Linked DNA regions of Mus musculus: region 1 is linked to region 2. A link is a loop called in an ENCODE intact Hi-C map of the cell type or tissue named here. Cell type or tissue: left cerebral cortex. All regions are shown on one strand. Region 1 has its middle 55 kb from the start of Gm24335. Region 2 overlaps Ido2 (indoleamine 2,3-dioxygenase 2).

Region 1 (8,000 bases), 1.2 Mb after region 2:
CATATGTTATATTCAGACTTTCCTCTTGACTTATCTTTGTGTTATCTGCATCTCTAACTCATCTGCCTCATCTTCAAAATCTGATGCTCTGCTGTCTTTATGAATTCTATGAGTGATAATTCCCACTGATTTTTTTAACTTATTGAACTTCTCATTTCCAGTATTTCAGCTTGATCTTACAGTAAATCTATTTATTAAATTCCATATTCCCATCCCATATTGACTTCACTCTTTTCATTCAGCTGTGTGTTCTCTTTTAATTTATTCAGAAATTCGTGTTCTCCTTGATTTCTTTGAACATACTTACAAATATTCTTTCAAATTATTTGTCTGGGATTTCATATAATTCATTCTTATTGGAGGCCGTTACTGTGGGATTAGTCGGTTTTTGAGAAGTCATGTTGCCTGGTCTTTCATGTTTCTTGTGTTTTTGCACTTGGACTTGCACAACTGGGATTAGCTGGCTGCTTGGATTTCCTTTCTTAATCACCCACATTTATTTTGTGGACATGTTTGCAATGTAGAAATGAGACTAAGTCATAATAGGATTAAGATGTTGTTTCTCTCTGATAGATCAGGGGTGTAGTTCAGTAGTTAGATTTTCAAGTCACATGCTCAGAGAAGCAAGTTCAACCTTCAGGACCATTCAGAGAGTAGAGCACTATCTGGAGGAATGGTTACAAGAAAGGATTAGGCCTTCTATGAAAGCACAGTGATAAACACGAAACAGCCACCCCTTCAACTTCAGTAGTTTTATGAAGCAAAAGACCCAAATAGTACTGAGCACATCAAGATATTAGTTACTGAGGATCCAAACAATAAAGAAATATGCAAAGTAAGACTAACAATAACAATTAAGAAACAGAGGAGTAAAAATGTAAAGAGGGACAATCAGAGGCATGGAGGGATGATGCAACTGAAAAGTTAGAGGGGAAAGAAGAAACAGTAAAGGATACAACCTCAAACAGTCCTGGCTCTCAGCAGACTGAGGCACAGAGACCCCTAACCCTAGGCCAGTCTGGGTTCTCTGGGAAAGCCTATCCCAAAGCTGGATGGAAAGAGGGAAAGAAAGAACAAGCACAGAGTGAACAAAGCTGACCTGCTAAAATTATGTTAGATCCCAGCACTTAGGAGACAGAGGCTGGCGGAGCTCCATTTATTCAAGACCATTCTGCTCTACATAGTGAGTTCCAGGACATTCAGGACTACATAAACAGACCCAGTCTCAAATAGATAGATGATTGATAGATGATAGATGACAGACAGACAGACAGACAGACAGACAGATAGGCATAAATAACATTATGACCCAAAGCAGCTTGGGGAGGAAGCTTATTCATCTCATAAGTTTATTTCATCTCATACTTGCACAGCACAGTCCATCATCCAAGAAAGTTAGAGTGGGAACTCAAGGCAGGAACCTGGAGACAGGAACCAAAGCAGAAGCCATAGAGGGATGCTGCTTACCGGCATCCTCAGCCTGCTTTCTCATACCATCAGGACCATGCACAGGGATGGCATTCCACGGTGGGCTGGGACCTCTAATAGACTTGCTCACATGCTAAGCTGGTAGGGGCATTTTCTCAACTGGGATTTCTCCTCCCAATGACTCTAGCTTGGGTCAGGTTGACAAAAATAAAAACAAAATAAAATAAAAACAAAACTAATTTCTATGTGCTTGGGTATAGAGCCATCTCCTGGAGCATGAATAGCCACTCAGGGCCCTCATCCCTGAACAAAAACTGATAATCTGGACCCCAGGATCCATTTATTACCAATAGATCATCACATAGAATTTCATGAGCCTCTTCCCTATCCATTTAGGATTTTGTCTGGCTTGATGTTGTACAAGTTCTTGTATGCAGTTAAACTGATTTGTGTTCATGTGTGAAGTGTTTCTGTCATGTCTTGTCATGCCCTCTTTTCCATGATGGTCCCTGAACCATGAGATTTCACATAGATTTCCCATTTATACATGAGAACTCTCAAATGCACTATTCTCTTGCATGTTAATGAGTTGTGAGTCTATTAGTTACCGTCTACTACAAAAAGATGCTTCTCTGATGAGGGTAGAAAGGTGCACTAATCTGTAGGAATAAAGATAAGAACTTAGGGCAGAGGGTCTCAATCTGTGGGTTGTGAACCCTTTGGGGGTCATGTATCAGATATCCTGCATATCAGTGTGGGAAGCCGTTGCAGAGTGGCAGTTGCAGAGTGGCAGTTGGCTACTGCTGGCCACCACACATACATAGGCAGTGAAGGTTCTTTTGCCAAGACAAGTTAACCAATCAGATGTGAGACACGCCTCTCCTAGGCCTATGTAAGCAGCACCAGTTCTGGGCTCAGGGTCTTTTTGCCTCTACAATCAAGCTCTCCCAATAAACGTGTGCAGAAGGATCCTGTTGCAGTGTCGTTCTTCCTGGCCAGTCGAGCGCGCGCAAGATATCAGATATTTATATTGCTATTCATAACAGTGGCAACATTACAGTTATAAAATAGCTATAAAATAATTTTGTGGTTGGGGTCCACTACAACATGAAGAACTATATAAAAGGGTCACAGCATTAGGAAGGTTGAGAACCACGGACTTAGAAGGTAGAACAATACTATGTTCATTTAGCAGAATAATAATACTAGGTTGTTCCCTATGGCCATAACCAACCATGGATTTTGGGCTCAGTTAAGAGTACCAGACATGAGCTCCAGCTTGTGGAGTGGACTTTAAAGAAGAAGGTGGTTGGTTACTTCCAAAACATCTGTGGCACTAATGCGCCAGTGGTTGTACCTGTTGTAGAACATGCCAAGCCATCACTGTTGTAGAACATGGATTCATAGCAGAATAAGTCTGTTCACGAATTTTCTCCCCCAAGTTGCAAGCATACAACCTTGCAGCACGGTGAAAGCTAGCCAATAGGAATAAAACTACCGGGTCTGAACCAGACTGATTTCTCTGTTCTGAGTCGATAATGTGGTGTCTTCAGCAACAAGGTTTGAGCATCAAGTTCTGAAGGGTAAGCGAGATCCATGGCAGTGGCCAATAACATTTGAATCCCGTTATTATAGCATATATGTGATGGAAACCCTAAAGTAAGTCTTTTTTCCTTAGGCTGTAAAGAAAAAGAAAATAATGACATTTCAAGAAAATTGATGGAACTGGAAATCATTATGTTAAAGTGAAATATGTCAGACTCAAAGCCAAACTTGCATGTTTTCCCTCAGATGCAGAACCTAAATTGAAATTTTATATGCATATGTATATGCATATTTGTATACGCGTGCTAACACTGCTTTTATTTAATTCTAGGAATTCTAGAATTTCCTCCTTGATTTCTTCGGCACCTTCTGTTTGTTCAGAAGTGTGCTATTTGTTTGCAGCTTTTGTAGTTCTATTGTTTCTATTGCTGTTACTTTCAAGTTTTGTTCTATGGTTTAATAAAAAAAAACATGGTTCATTCCATTTTTAAAAAATTTCTTAAGACTTACTTTGTGACTTATAGTATGATCAATTTTAGAAAAAACTCCATGTGCCACGGTGAATAATCTCTATTCCCTATCTGTTAGATGGGATATTCTTTAGAAATATTAGAGCCTTTTGATCTATAGGATAATTTCACTCTAAGGTGTCTTTGCTGAGATTGAGTTTGGATGACTTACCTAAAGATGATCATGGGGTATTCAAGTCTCTCTCCATGGTCGTATCAGAGTCTACCTGAACTGTCATGCTTGCTTAGTGCATTTGATGACATTGAGAACTCTTTCATTGCCTAGATGTTCACGATTGTGGAATTCCTCTTGAGGCATCAGCCCCTTTATTAACGTATGACCATCACCCTTTTCACATCTCTGTAGTTTGAAATTCAAGTCTACTTTACCAGAAATGAGAATAGCTGCTTGCTTGTGGCTTTTGGGTCTCTTTCAGGAGGCTGCTAAATGTACAGCTGTGTTCAGTTTGGCTTCTTGTCCTGGACCCCACCCACCTTCTTCCCTGACATTTTCAAGTATCTTGCCACTGCCTTTGAGATCCAGGATCTCTTCAACTATTCTTTCCTTATTCTGATTCATTTCATATGCTTCATTTTTCTCCCATCACTGGTCCTGCACTAGTGCTGTGGTGATCTTTGTATTCAAGAAATGGCATTGCAATGCTTGACTCACAGTGAGTCTGCCTTAACCAAACAGTACACTGGAGAACCTGGCTAGCAGTGACTCTGGATGACATGCCTGGGTCACCCTTATCTGAGGGAGGCACAGAGAGGTGTAGACACTCATTCACAGTTCATTCTAAACAATGCACCAACAGAAGGTCTAAGACAAAGCTGGGTTTGGGTCGCCCTCTAGTGTTGAAACGGTGATAACAGACAAAAGTATCCTTATGGCAAACCCGGTCTTGGGGTGACAGCAAGTGCTGAGATTGTAGGGGTGACAACAATGTCGGAGGAAATAATCAGTCTGCTTAGAATTTCTGGAAAAGAAAGCACAGACTTCAATAAATGCAGGATTTTAATGCACAGATTGCATTGCACACTGAGCAACATTAAGAACTTCCAGTAAAAAGAGATGATTAGGAATTGATAAAGAAGCTAGAAGAAAGGGAAGAGAAAGGAACAAAGGCAGTAAGTAGAAAACAGATATGATCAATACCTGATTTCATGTATGGAAAGGCCAGTGAATCCCATTTCTATGTACTAGAAATATGCGTTAATTTAAATTTTTCCAAAGCTGGGGGAAGGGGGAAAATTTCAATGATCCATGACCCCATCTAAGAGTGAAAATGAGGTACAGAAATCAGTCATAACCAACAGGGATAAAGCCTAAAGTGGAGGTTTAGAGCAGCTGTGCAGTGGTTTGAATGAGAAATGTCCCCCACAGGCTCCGGTGTCTGAACACGTGGTCTCCAGTTGGTGGCGCTGTTGGGGCAGGCTTGGAAGTGCTGGAAGGAGACCATCAAAGGAAAGGGAAGCCTTTGAGGGTATAGAGCTCCATTGTACTTTCAGTTTGCTAACATTTAAAGATGTGTGCTCAGCTTCCTGCTGTTGCTATCCTGTCTGCTACTTGCTACCATAGCTTCTGCCATGACTGGATCTGATCCCTCTGGAACCATGAGTCCAAATAAAATCTTTCTAATATAAGTTTCCTTGCACATGGTATTTTATCACAGCAACCAAAAAGGTAACTAATAAAAACAGTTAAGGAAGCCAGACAAGTTCAAGAAAACACACACACACACACATACCCTCAATACTCTAATAGAGAAACTTAGTAAAGAAATAGTAGTCACTCTTTTTAAATTAAACAAAAATCTTTGAACTGGAAATACATTTAAATAAGTAAATTAAGTGAAATAACAAATGTTGAAAAAAGCACCAGTATTAAATATATCAAAGGAAAAGTGGGTGAGGCTGAATTCAGACTTATTAAAGAAAAGAGTGAAGAAGAATGAAGAAATTGGGAGAATGTTGGGGTCACACTAAAGGCAAAAAAGAAAAATATGGATTATTGCAGTTCAAAGTCCTCTGGAAGTCAAAGGGAGCTTACTCAAAGAGATAATAGCAGAAAATTTCCCAAACAAAGGAAGATACAAATATTCAAATATAGACCCTAGTGGACCCCCAAGACATTATAATCATGCTTTCAAAGGTCAAAGACCATGAGAAAATCTTCAAAGCACGGAGAGAAAAGAAGTGGACAGACTGCAGAATACTCATGTTGTCTGAGCACCCCAGGAGAGAATGGTGGGAGAGTTTCCTGGTACCAAGGAAAGCACTGACCAACCAGAAGGCTGTACCCAGCCAAAATCTGTCCTTCAGAAATGAAGGAAGGATGAAGAATATCTCTTCCCCAGCCCTGCCCTATAGAAAGGCCAAGAGAGTCCTCCAAACAAATAAAACTGTCAGTGAACAGAATACCAGAAGGCATAAAAATAATGACAAAGGACAACAGCTAAAATTCATATTTTTCTGTTTTTACAAAGTGATACGTAAGCCATTCATATCTTAGGCGTATGAAGACTAAAAATAATTATAATAGATTAATTATGTCTAATGTGTTTGAAAAGGGGTAAGACAGAGAGCTGTAACGTGGATGCCAAATATTCAAAATGTGTCCTGAAACTTCGAAACGCAGAGAAAAACACTTCAAGACACAGGTGTAGAGAATGTTTTTCTGAATTTGGCTCCAAAATGCTCAGGAAATAACAGGAAATAACTAAGAATTGCATCAAATTAGAAAGTTTCTAAATGGCTAAGGAAACAATTAGCAGAGTGAAGTGGCAGGCTACAGAACGGGAGGAAACGTTTGCTAAATATTTACATGACATGGAAATAATATCCGTCCTGTATTCTCAAAATTGGAAAATTAAGCAACAAAAGAAAAATAATCCAATCAATAAATGGGCAACTTCAATAGATACTTTTCAAAGTAAACTTAAAAAAAATGGCCAGCCAATAAATAATAAATTTAAAATGTTAAACGCTTTTATCCACTGGGGAAATACAAATCAAAACTACACTGAGACTCCATCTCACCCCAGTCAGAAAAACAGAACAGAACAAAACAATGACAACAAAAAATAAAAACCCAAAAACCCAACAAATATTGGCAAGGGGAAAAAGAACTCTTATACCGTGCTGACAGAAGTATAAATCAACGCATCCACTCGGAAATCAATAAGGAAGTCCTTTATGAATTTCATGGCTATAGATCATGAAAACATCAGGAGGGATTAAAGCATATGGTAAAAAATTTTGCATATCTACGTTTATCACACACTACCCTTAATAGTGAAGTCATGGACTAAGCTTTGGTGCCTAGCAGCAGAGTAAACGGGGGTGCTTCATGGAAGGACGAGCAATGCAGCATCCTGCCATAAAGAAGAGTGAACCCATGTCATGTGCAGGAAAATAGATGGGGCTAGAAATGATCGTGCTAACTGAAGCAACCTAGAGTCAGATCGACGAGACAAGGGTCCTGTATCTTCCCTCATGTGTGAACTATGGAAGGGGGGAAAGGCCACGGGAACAGAAAGCAGACTATTGGTGATAAGCTCAAGGGGCTTCTGAGAAGGTCCAAGGTCCATGGAGGACAGATCAAACACCTCAACATCCCATCACCCCAGTGTCCCTTCCTGTTAGAAGTCTCCAGAAGTTCGGAAGGCCATATCTAGGTGCTAGGTCAAAAGCAACGTGAACAAATGGTCCAACCGTTCTGTGCGTCCCTGGGTTCTCGGTGTAAGGTGAAGGACTCGTGAACTTCCGCCTACCCCATCCTCTTTGGCATGTCTGTTGTGGCTATCCTTGTTCAGCTTATATTTAAGTCGTCATGTGAAGACTTTATGGGTATCGCTTCTGACATCAAACACAATCTCACAGGAAACTCCCCACCCTCTGGCTCGTACACTCTTCTGGCCCCTTCTTCTCTCATAATCCCTGAGACATAGGTGGAGGAGTTGTTTTATAGATGTATTGGGACTGGGGCTCCACGTCTATAAAATTTGATTGGTGGTAGTTTTCTGTGAGGATCTTCAGCGGGTGCATCCCAAAGTCTTCTTGACAAGAGGCGTGGATGTGTTGATAGACAACAGATGAGTATCAAACTTATCTGGTGTGTACAAGAACAAATGTTTAGAATGTACTTCGAGATTAGGGGGCAGTTTAGGAAAGCCATAGTTGTAGGTTCTCCTGCAAGATCCATGACTTCCCCAGCCTTGGGTAGTTGGCTAGGTGTCCAGTATTAGGAATGGTTTCCCTCCTATTGAGTGGGTCTTCCCTTCTTTGGAAGCTTAAATGGCGGTTTCTGTACCATGAGAGCTAGTTCTCAAGGAGGAGACATTCAGGTTCATTCCAGCTCAGGGGCCTCTGGACCCCCGTGTCTGAAGTACAGCTTACCTTCAGCAATAGGGGCTTACCTTCCACCTCTAGAGGGCAATCAAGGCCAATAACAAGAGCCTGTGATGTTTTAGGAGTCTCTTGGACAACCCTGACCAACCCTCAAAATTGGATTTC
Region 2 (8,000 bases):
CATGTGTAGGGTATAGGTGTGGAACATTCAGAGAATTCGTGCTTGGTCTCCAGGTCGCTTATCACAGGCAACCGTGATGATTTTCTCTGCCAGTAGAATATACTAATTGTCTGGATTCCTGTCCTAAAGGTGCTGCCAAGATCTCTTGCCATTCCTTTTGTTGAGGTATCCAGGAACTTGGGACTCCCGCCTATCCTGGTCCACTCTGACCTGGTGCTGACAAACTGGACCAAAAGGAACCCAGAAGGGTAAGGAGGGAAAGGATTCCTTCAGTTAGCAGCAGATTGAGAAAAGACTCAGGACTTGAACTGTCTTCGCAGAAAAGACTCAGGGTCTTAGGGCTGTTTTATAGTGAGCTGTGTGCTCCCATTCATTTAATTTAGGGTTCCAATAAAAGGGAATGCACACATTTAAACCTGAGACATTTCTTCTTCCTGGGCTCTCAGGCACACTGGCTTGCTGCTTCCAGTGCCCATCTGGATCTCTTAATCAGACTGTCAGCCTCCAGCTGTAATAATGACACTGGGCTGTTTTTTCTCAGCATGTTCTGTGTTCCATTCAAGTCAGGTTAGGATGGGGTGTCTGGAGGTGATCTCTATGGTTCTGAATAAATGATTTCACGTGGGTGGAATTCTGATTCACACCATCTATTCTGTCTAGTTTACACCATTCCACACTTGTCCCGGGCACAAAAGCATCTGTTTATTGACTTTTCAACAAACAACCAATCCATGGAAACTTCATTTTCACAGTTGAATCTGTCTCAGGCGGTCGACGCAAGGCAGCATTTACTTTTGTTATAAATTAAAACAGCAAACAAGAAGTCCAGGCTGGACATAAAGGGACCTTTCTTGGCATGCTGGTTGTAGGTAGCCATGCAGTGCTGAAAGAGATGGTTGAGATCTGCTGTGGACCCTTTCAAGAGACCCTTCCTTTTAAGAACTGGGGAGGGCTCCTCTTATCTACAGTCTGCTGAGCCTTAGAACTTCATGCTTTCTGGGATGATGATGTCATATGACGATGATGTCATATGATAATGTTACATGATGTCATACGATGTTGATGTTGTATGGTGATGCTATATGATGAATGGTATCATGATGGCATCATATGTTGATGATAAGCTTGTTTGTGACTGGGGACTGAATGAACCTTCACCTGTGAGGCAGGAGCTCCACCCCTGTTTTCTATCCCCAGCCCTCTCTTCAGCGTTTATTTAGATACAGTTTCTCTCACAATGCCAAAGCTGACCTGAAATTCACACTGTAGCATAAGCAGTCCCTGACTTGGTGATCCTTAGACCTCCTCAGCCCCTTGACTATCTGCCACTAACAGCATGCACAACCAGGCCTGACTTGGTCTTTGACCAATTATACAGCAACGAAAAACTGATCTGCATTGAAAGCTACTAAATCTAACTTAGAATTGGAGTAGGTGAGATGATAAATATGTGCGCCTGGACTATTGTGAAGCTGGGTTTGTGATTCAAGGGAAATTGGGAGATGAAGTCTTAAGGGAGGTGACAGGGTTGAAAACAACCCCAGGAAATGAATGTCCCATCAAGTGAGGTACAGCACCCAGAGATGCAAATGCAAGCCTGGAGCTCCCCCACCGTATTTCTTCTGAGCCATCATCTTCCTGAGTCTTTTAAGATGTCTACCCAGGGCTTATTAAGTGCTTTGAAGAAATGAAAGAAATAGAAGCAACACCCCCCCCCACCTCCACCCCCACCACCCAAACAGTTCAGTATTGAGACAAAGTAGCTCTTAACACAAGTCAAAGAACAACATAAACAGTATCTTCAGAACTCCAGGGGGAACAGCAGGGAAAGCATGGTGCCTGACCAGACGCTGATGTAAGGCCACTCCTAACAGGTGGGTAGGATTAGAGTAACTGAAGTGGGGTCTGCACCGAGAGGCAGCTAGAGAGAGGCAAGCAAGAATGTGTACATACACAGACACACGACACGGGCTGTCAAGTGAGATCTGGTTTCTGCTGTCACCCAGTGGCTCACTGTCCATCCTAGGTGGGTCCTGATCCGTACATGTGCCAGGGCATTGCAGATGAGTGTGGGAGCCTGGGTACCCGGGACCTCAAGAATTATATCTGGTTACTAACTAAGTTGTTTTCTTTTTTTTTTTCTTTTTCTCTTTGTTATCACCAATAACTATTATGCGACCAGACCGTTGGAAATCAGGTAAGATGTGCCTTTAGAACCACCCACTGTTACCTTTAAAGGCTTGTGATAAAGCAAGAGGGTGGCATGGTCAGCTGTATGGATGGAATAGCATCAGCTGTCTATGAACTCCTGAAAATTCGAAGTGCATTAAAAAGTCAATAGTCCAAGCAGTAGCTCTGATGGAGGTTAGCTTCTAGGGGTGCAGGGATTAATTTTTCTTAACCACATTTTCCTGTATGTCCATGATTTAAAAAAAAAGTGTAGTGTAAGAAAAGAAACCGTGGCTCTGTGAAAACTGGCAGAGATTTCTTATTTCTGAAGAACATCAGCAAAAGGCCAGAAACAGGCAGGTCACAGTGACAGAAGGGTCCCTTTGTAATCCCTTCTTACCTGATGGGCTGGAGCCCTTGTGAGTAGGTGTGGTCTATAGTCATAGGCTCCACCTTCCCCGGGGAGCAGAGCTAGCAGAGGAGCCAGAGTCACATCCTGCGCTCTCTCTCTCTCTCTCTCTCACACACACACACACACACACACACACACACACACACACACACACCCTCCTCAGCTCTGTGGAGCATACAGGTGGATGGCAAATATTCCCCAGGCTAACACCTCTGCTGGACCGAGGAGATGTGTGACTCACCTCCGCTTTGCTGTTTTGAGGTTTGAGGCTGGGCTTTGCTTATGTTTGAGATGCTGGGGACAACGCAGATGTGTGCAGATACTCATCTGGGTTCTGTATCAGGTCAGATTTGGCTCTGATGGGAAGACAGGACAGCAGCAGGTTGATTAGAAATGACCTCCCTCCTCCTCCTCCTCCTCTTCTTCTTCTTCTTCTTCTTCTTCTTCTTCTTCTTCTTCTTCTTCTTCTTCTTCTTCTTCTTCTTCTTCTTCTTCTTCTTCTTCTTCTTCTTCTTCTTCTTCTTCTTCTTCTTCCACACATTATATTCTATCCACAGTTTCTCCTCCCCTACTCCTCCCAGTCCTCCTCTCACTTCTCCTTTCCCTAGATCTACTCCTACTTTTCCAAAAAAAAAAAAAAAAAAAAGCAAGCCTCCTGGAGCTATCCTCCAAACCTGCCCTGACATAGTTACAAACAGCAGCCCCTCATTTCAAGGCTTGATGAGGCAACCCACTAGGAGGACAAGGATCCAAAGAGCAGGCAAGAGTCAGAGACACTCTTCCACTCCCACTATTCGGAGTTCCACAGGAACACGAAACTACACACAACCACAACATATGAGCAGACGGCGTAGGTCACGCCGATGCAGGTTCTGTGATTGTCACTTCAGTCTCTGTGAGCCCCCATGAGGTCGGCTTGTTTTTGATTCCGTGGGCTGTGTTCTCCTGGCGTTCTCAACCCCTCTGACTACTGTAGTCTGTCCTGCCCCTCTTCTGTAGCGTTCCTGGAGCTCCACCTACTGTTTGGATGTGGTAATGACAGGCTTCCGGCCGCGGTTCTGTGGCAGCAATTCATCCTTGGGTTAGAACTCTAGTCAGGCACGCAGGCACACACCCATAATGGTCATAGTTCTCAGGTCATAGGAATTTGGCTCTAACTGATCTGATTTTCTTCTTTTCTTGGTCTCTTCCTCCAGTAACCTGGAAACCATCATCTCATTTCCGGGGGGAGAGAGCCTGCGGGGCTTCATCCTAGTGACAGTCTTGGTGGAGAAGGCAGCAGTGCCCGGCCTTAAGGTATCTTCTTACTCACCCGGCCCTCTCCCTATGGTGGTTTTCCCCACGTGGACAGACAGAGGCCTCCTCCTCCTAGGGTTGACGATGAAGAGACATATCTGAGTTCTAGCCTGTGGTGTCAGTGCCCTTTTAGCCTGGAGTGAACCGACTTCTCCGTCTACACCCAGGTACCACACGCTGAGTGCAACAGACACCCACTGCGCTAGCTGTTCCACTTCATGGACCTGCAGAAGCTAGAGACTCAGAGGTCAAAAAGAAAAAGACTGTTTTATGGAAAGGCAGATAAAGGCATATCCATGCATATCTGTAGGGATGCCAGAGTAGAAACGACTGTGATATGGGAAACCCAGAAGGAATGAGAAAGCACTTGTGTTGAGGCTCTTGATGTCACAATTTACGCTCCAGAGATATTCCAGTAGTGTGGGCTACTCCGTGGCGATCTGCATCCCGCGGGGGTTTTAATAAAAAAAGTTACTTCGTAGCACCTCAACTGAGAACGTGGATCTTATTCCTAGGCCCTGGTTCAGGGAATGGAGGCCATTCGGCAACACAGTCAGGACACCCTGCTAGAAGCCCTGCAGCAGCTGAGACTCTCCATCCAGGATATCACCAGAGCCTTGGCCCAAATGCATGGTAAGATACTGGAGCAGCGTCTCCAGTGGCCTGGACTTGGGCAGGTCCTACGTGGATGATGGTGGTCCATCTCTCCACAAGATGGCGCTAGTGTTCTATATTTAGCGTAAAGCGTCCCAGTCAGAGAATTGTTTTTTTTTTTTTTTTTCCAGTCGGCAGAAATATTTTTTTTAGAATCGTTCTTTATAGTTTCGTGTGGTTGGGGTAGCTTCCCTTCTCCAGGGTCCAGATACGACTTTGGCATGCTGATCTCTTAACGAAGCCTGGGAGATTGGATGGGCCACAAGGGGGAATGTTGGTTATACAGGTTAGGCTTGCTGGCGGGCAGGGCTGTCCCGTGGGGGCGTCTGTAAGGCCCTCAAGAGTCATTTGCTTTTCCTCTCTGACCATGTTACAAATCCAGAAAGACCCTCATGATCCGCTGAAGGAGGTCCAAGGACCCGGAGAGCTCCCCAATTAGACTCCTTCCAAGCCATCTGATCCTGAGACAAATTTCTCTATGTGATGACTTTTTTTCAAGGTTTTAGAACTAGCTGTATTCACACACGTGGCGAAGGAGAAGGACACGTGTCCACACTTTTCAAAGATGGCAACAGTATCCTCCACACCATCCCATGAAGCCCTTAGTGTGGGCACGCCCTCCTCGCGTCTCCGGATGGAGGATATGTCCTAGCCTCTGAAATACTTGCAGTCAAAATAGGGCACTAGTGAGGACAGTTTAGTCCAGTGTTCAGTGAGTTTTCATCCCCAGTGCTGAGACGCCATGGGAAGGGCAGTGTTCCTGGCACACAAGCAGGCTGACAACAGCCTATCAGACAAGGACACACAGCTAAGGGGCTAAGGGCTGTCCGATGATCCTTACTCAGTGTGGCACTGAGGAGCGGAAACAGGTCGCCACCACCTTGCCTCTATGCAGGCACCTTGCCAGCAGTACAGAGTCAGCAAGGGGAGGCGCTTGCCATACTATAACAGTTACCATAAAAGAGAGATCATGTTTAAAAACAAAATCAAACGCTGGAAGGCATAGGCAGGGGGTCGTGCGTGTCCTTGGCACGGAGTCTGGTCTGCATGGGCTGCTTTTGTGTGTGATTCGGAGAGCGTGGCTGGGTGGATTCCCTCCACTCCCAAACCCCCAACTAGATTTTACCAATAACCAATCACTGTGTTTAGAGCCCAGCTTCAGCAAGCATCCTGGGTTTCCCTCAGGACATCCTTCCTTCCTTCCCAGGCATGTAGGGTCCATAAAAATGCCTTTTGTGGACATCGGAGGCCCACTGCGCTGCAAGCCAAGTCCCCAGGCCTTTGCCCAGCCTAACATAGTTGTACAAATAAGGTTTGTTTAATGCCATTTGCAAGCAAAAATTCTCCACTGAAATATGGTCCCAGGACTGTTCGTTAGCTCTTACGTAAGAAATGATTCAGGAAGAACAGGTTGGAAATATAATCCCCCATACTTTCTTCTGAAGTTTTCATCTTTTATACTTAAGTTCTTAACTCATCTATTATCATCTGCATGTGCTATGAGATAGCAAATGAATTCAATCTCCCTCCTGCAGGTAACGTCCACATGGTCTCTCCTTAGATTTGGTTAAAGGAGCAGGTTTTCTGCAGTGGCCTCTGCTCTTTCCCTTTGGGTGTGTCTCTCTGCTCTGGGTGCCCTTAGTCTCTTCTTCCTTTTCTCTGGAAAGTTCCCTCCCTGGTTTTCTTCTTCAGGGGCCTGGCTGTCTCTCGGGAGCCTTAGCAGGAACCACAAAAAGAAACACAGAAACCAAACCCTCAAATGGGGACTTAGTTCAAGCTGCATTAAGTATGGATTCTGATATTATACGTGCAATTTCTATCACGGAAGGAAAACAGGCCAAGGGACTAGAAGCAGCATAAAATATTAGTCTGCATTTCCTGATGACTTCTTCTAACTCATTTGTCACGGTTGCTGGGTGGTCTTTATCTGTCACATGCTGTCTTGACACAAGGACCCCTCTCTGGTATACACCTTCATTGGCTACCCAGTTTCCCTGTGTGAGAATTCAGCATCTGCATTTTCATGCGCAGGGTTCCTTGAGTTTCTTCCAAAGGAAGGCAGATGCCTAAATTCTGTTTTATCAACAGTTATTTGCATTCTTGTGTGTGGCAAACATATCTTTTTATTTAGTTACTTCTGCGCTGTTTGTTTCTACCTTATAGAATGAAGCAGGTATTTAAACGTTAACTTGGAATCCAGCCCTTTGGTAAACTACATTCTTATTGATTACAGCAGTAATTTACAGGGTTAGCTGGGTTTCTATGCAGAGATCTTGTTGCTGAGACGTATGCTTAGGTTCATCATTAATTATCTTTTTCTTAAAAATAATTTTCCCTCACATAATATATCCTTCCCCTTTTCTCCCCTCAGTTTCTGCCCACCTTCCCTCCCACCCAGATCCACCACCTTCTGTGTTACACTGGAAAACCAACAGGCTTCTAAGGGGTAATAATAAAATAAAGTAAGAGAAAACAAAAACTATCATGTTAAGTTGGACAAGACAAACAAACAGATGGAAAGGAGCCTGGGAAAAGGCACATGCACACACACACACACACACACACACACACACACACACACCAAGAGACAAAAAGTCAGCTGTAAGTGCACATGCATCCACACACTCAGGATACCACAAAACACTAAACCAGAAATCATAGCATATATACAAAGGACCTGTAGGGTAAAAAAAAAAAAAAAAAAAAAAAAAAAAAGTGTGTGTGTGTGTGTGTGTGTGTGTGTGTGTGTGTGATAGAGAGAGAGAGAGAGAGATGGGGGGAGGGAGAGGGAGAGGGAGAGGGGGAGGGAGGAGAAGGAGAGGGAGAGGAAGAGAGGGAGGAGAGGGAGAGAGAGGGAGAGAGGGAGAGGGGGAGGGAGGAGAGGAAGAGAGGGAGAGAGGGAGAGGGAGGAGAGAGAGGGAGAGAGGGAGAGGGGGAGGGAGGAGAAGGAGAGAGAGAGGGAGGAGAGGAGGGAGGGGGAGGGGAGGGGGAGGGGAGGGGGAGGGGAGGGGGAGGGGGAGGGGAGGAGAAACAGACAGAGAGAGACAGACACAGAGATATGAGACAGAGAGACAGATCCTGTCTAGAGCGCTGGCGAGTTTTATGTGAACTCAGCACATATAGATCATCTAAGAGGAGAGCTCCTCAGTGCAGAAGAGGCCCTCATAGGGCAGGGCTGTGCTCAAGCCTGTGGGGCATTTTCTCAATTAGTGATTGATGGGGAGGACCCAGCCCATCGTGAGTGGAGCCACCCCTGGGCTGGTGGTCCAGGTTTCTATAAGAGAGCAGGCTGAGCAACCTATGAGGATCAAGCCAGTAAGCAGCGTCCCTCCACGGTCTCTGCATCAGCTCCTGCCTCCAGGTGCCATCCCTGTTGGCGTTCCTGTCCTGAGTTCCCTTGATTAGGAAGCACGGTGTGGAAGCATACGATGGATAAATGCTTTGTTCCTCAAGTTGCTTGGGTCAGGTT

The links. A loop is a pair of places that touch in the nucleus more often than their neighbours do. Peaks named below come from ENCODE experiments on the same cell type or tissue, not always from the same donor. Only the 100,000 strongest peaks of a DNase experiment are listed, where the experiment ranks them.
Region 1: it touches region 2 in a loop (4-fold over the local background); 3 of 42 quality-filtered maps call a loop at or near these places.

What each region holds. Positions count from the first base shown.
Region 1 is chr8:23,340,685-23,348,684 of GRCm38, reverse strand. No RefSeq gene overlaps it. Among named protein-coding and RNA genes, the nearest start is that of Gm24335, 55 kb to the right of the region's middle. In left cerebral cortex, CTCF peaks have their summits at 4,342 (motif pointing left) and 7,895 (motif pointing right); a DNase peak (open chromatin) is centred at 4,329.
Region 2 is chr8:24,543,017-24,551,016 of GRCm38, reverse strand. It overlaps Ido2 (indoleamine 2,3-dioxygenase 2), which reads left to right. Exons shown (of 10, transcript NM_145949.2): 4 at 130-248; 5 at 2,183-2,197; 6 at 3,778-3,877; 7 at 4,393-4,510. Among named protein-coding and RNA genes, the nearest start is that of Ido2, 29 kb to the left of the region's middle. In left cerebral cortex, CTCF peaks have their summits at 3,600 (motif pointing left) and 4,581 (motif pointing right); DNase peaks (open chromatin) are centred at 3,603, 4,575 and 5,111; H3K4me3 peaks cover 503 bases.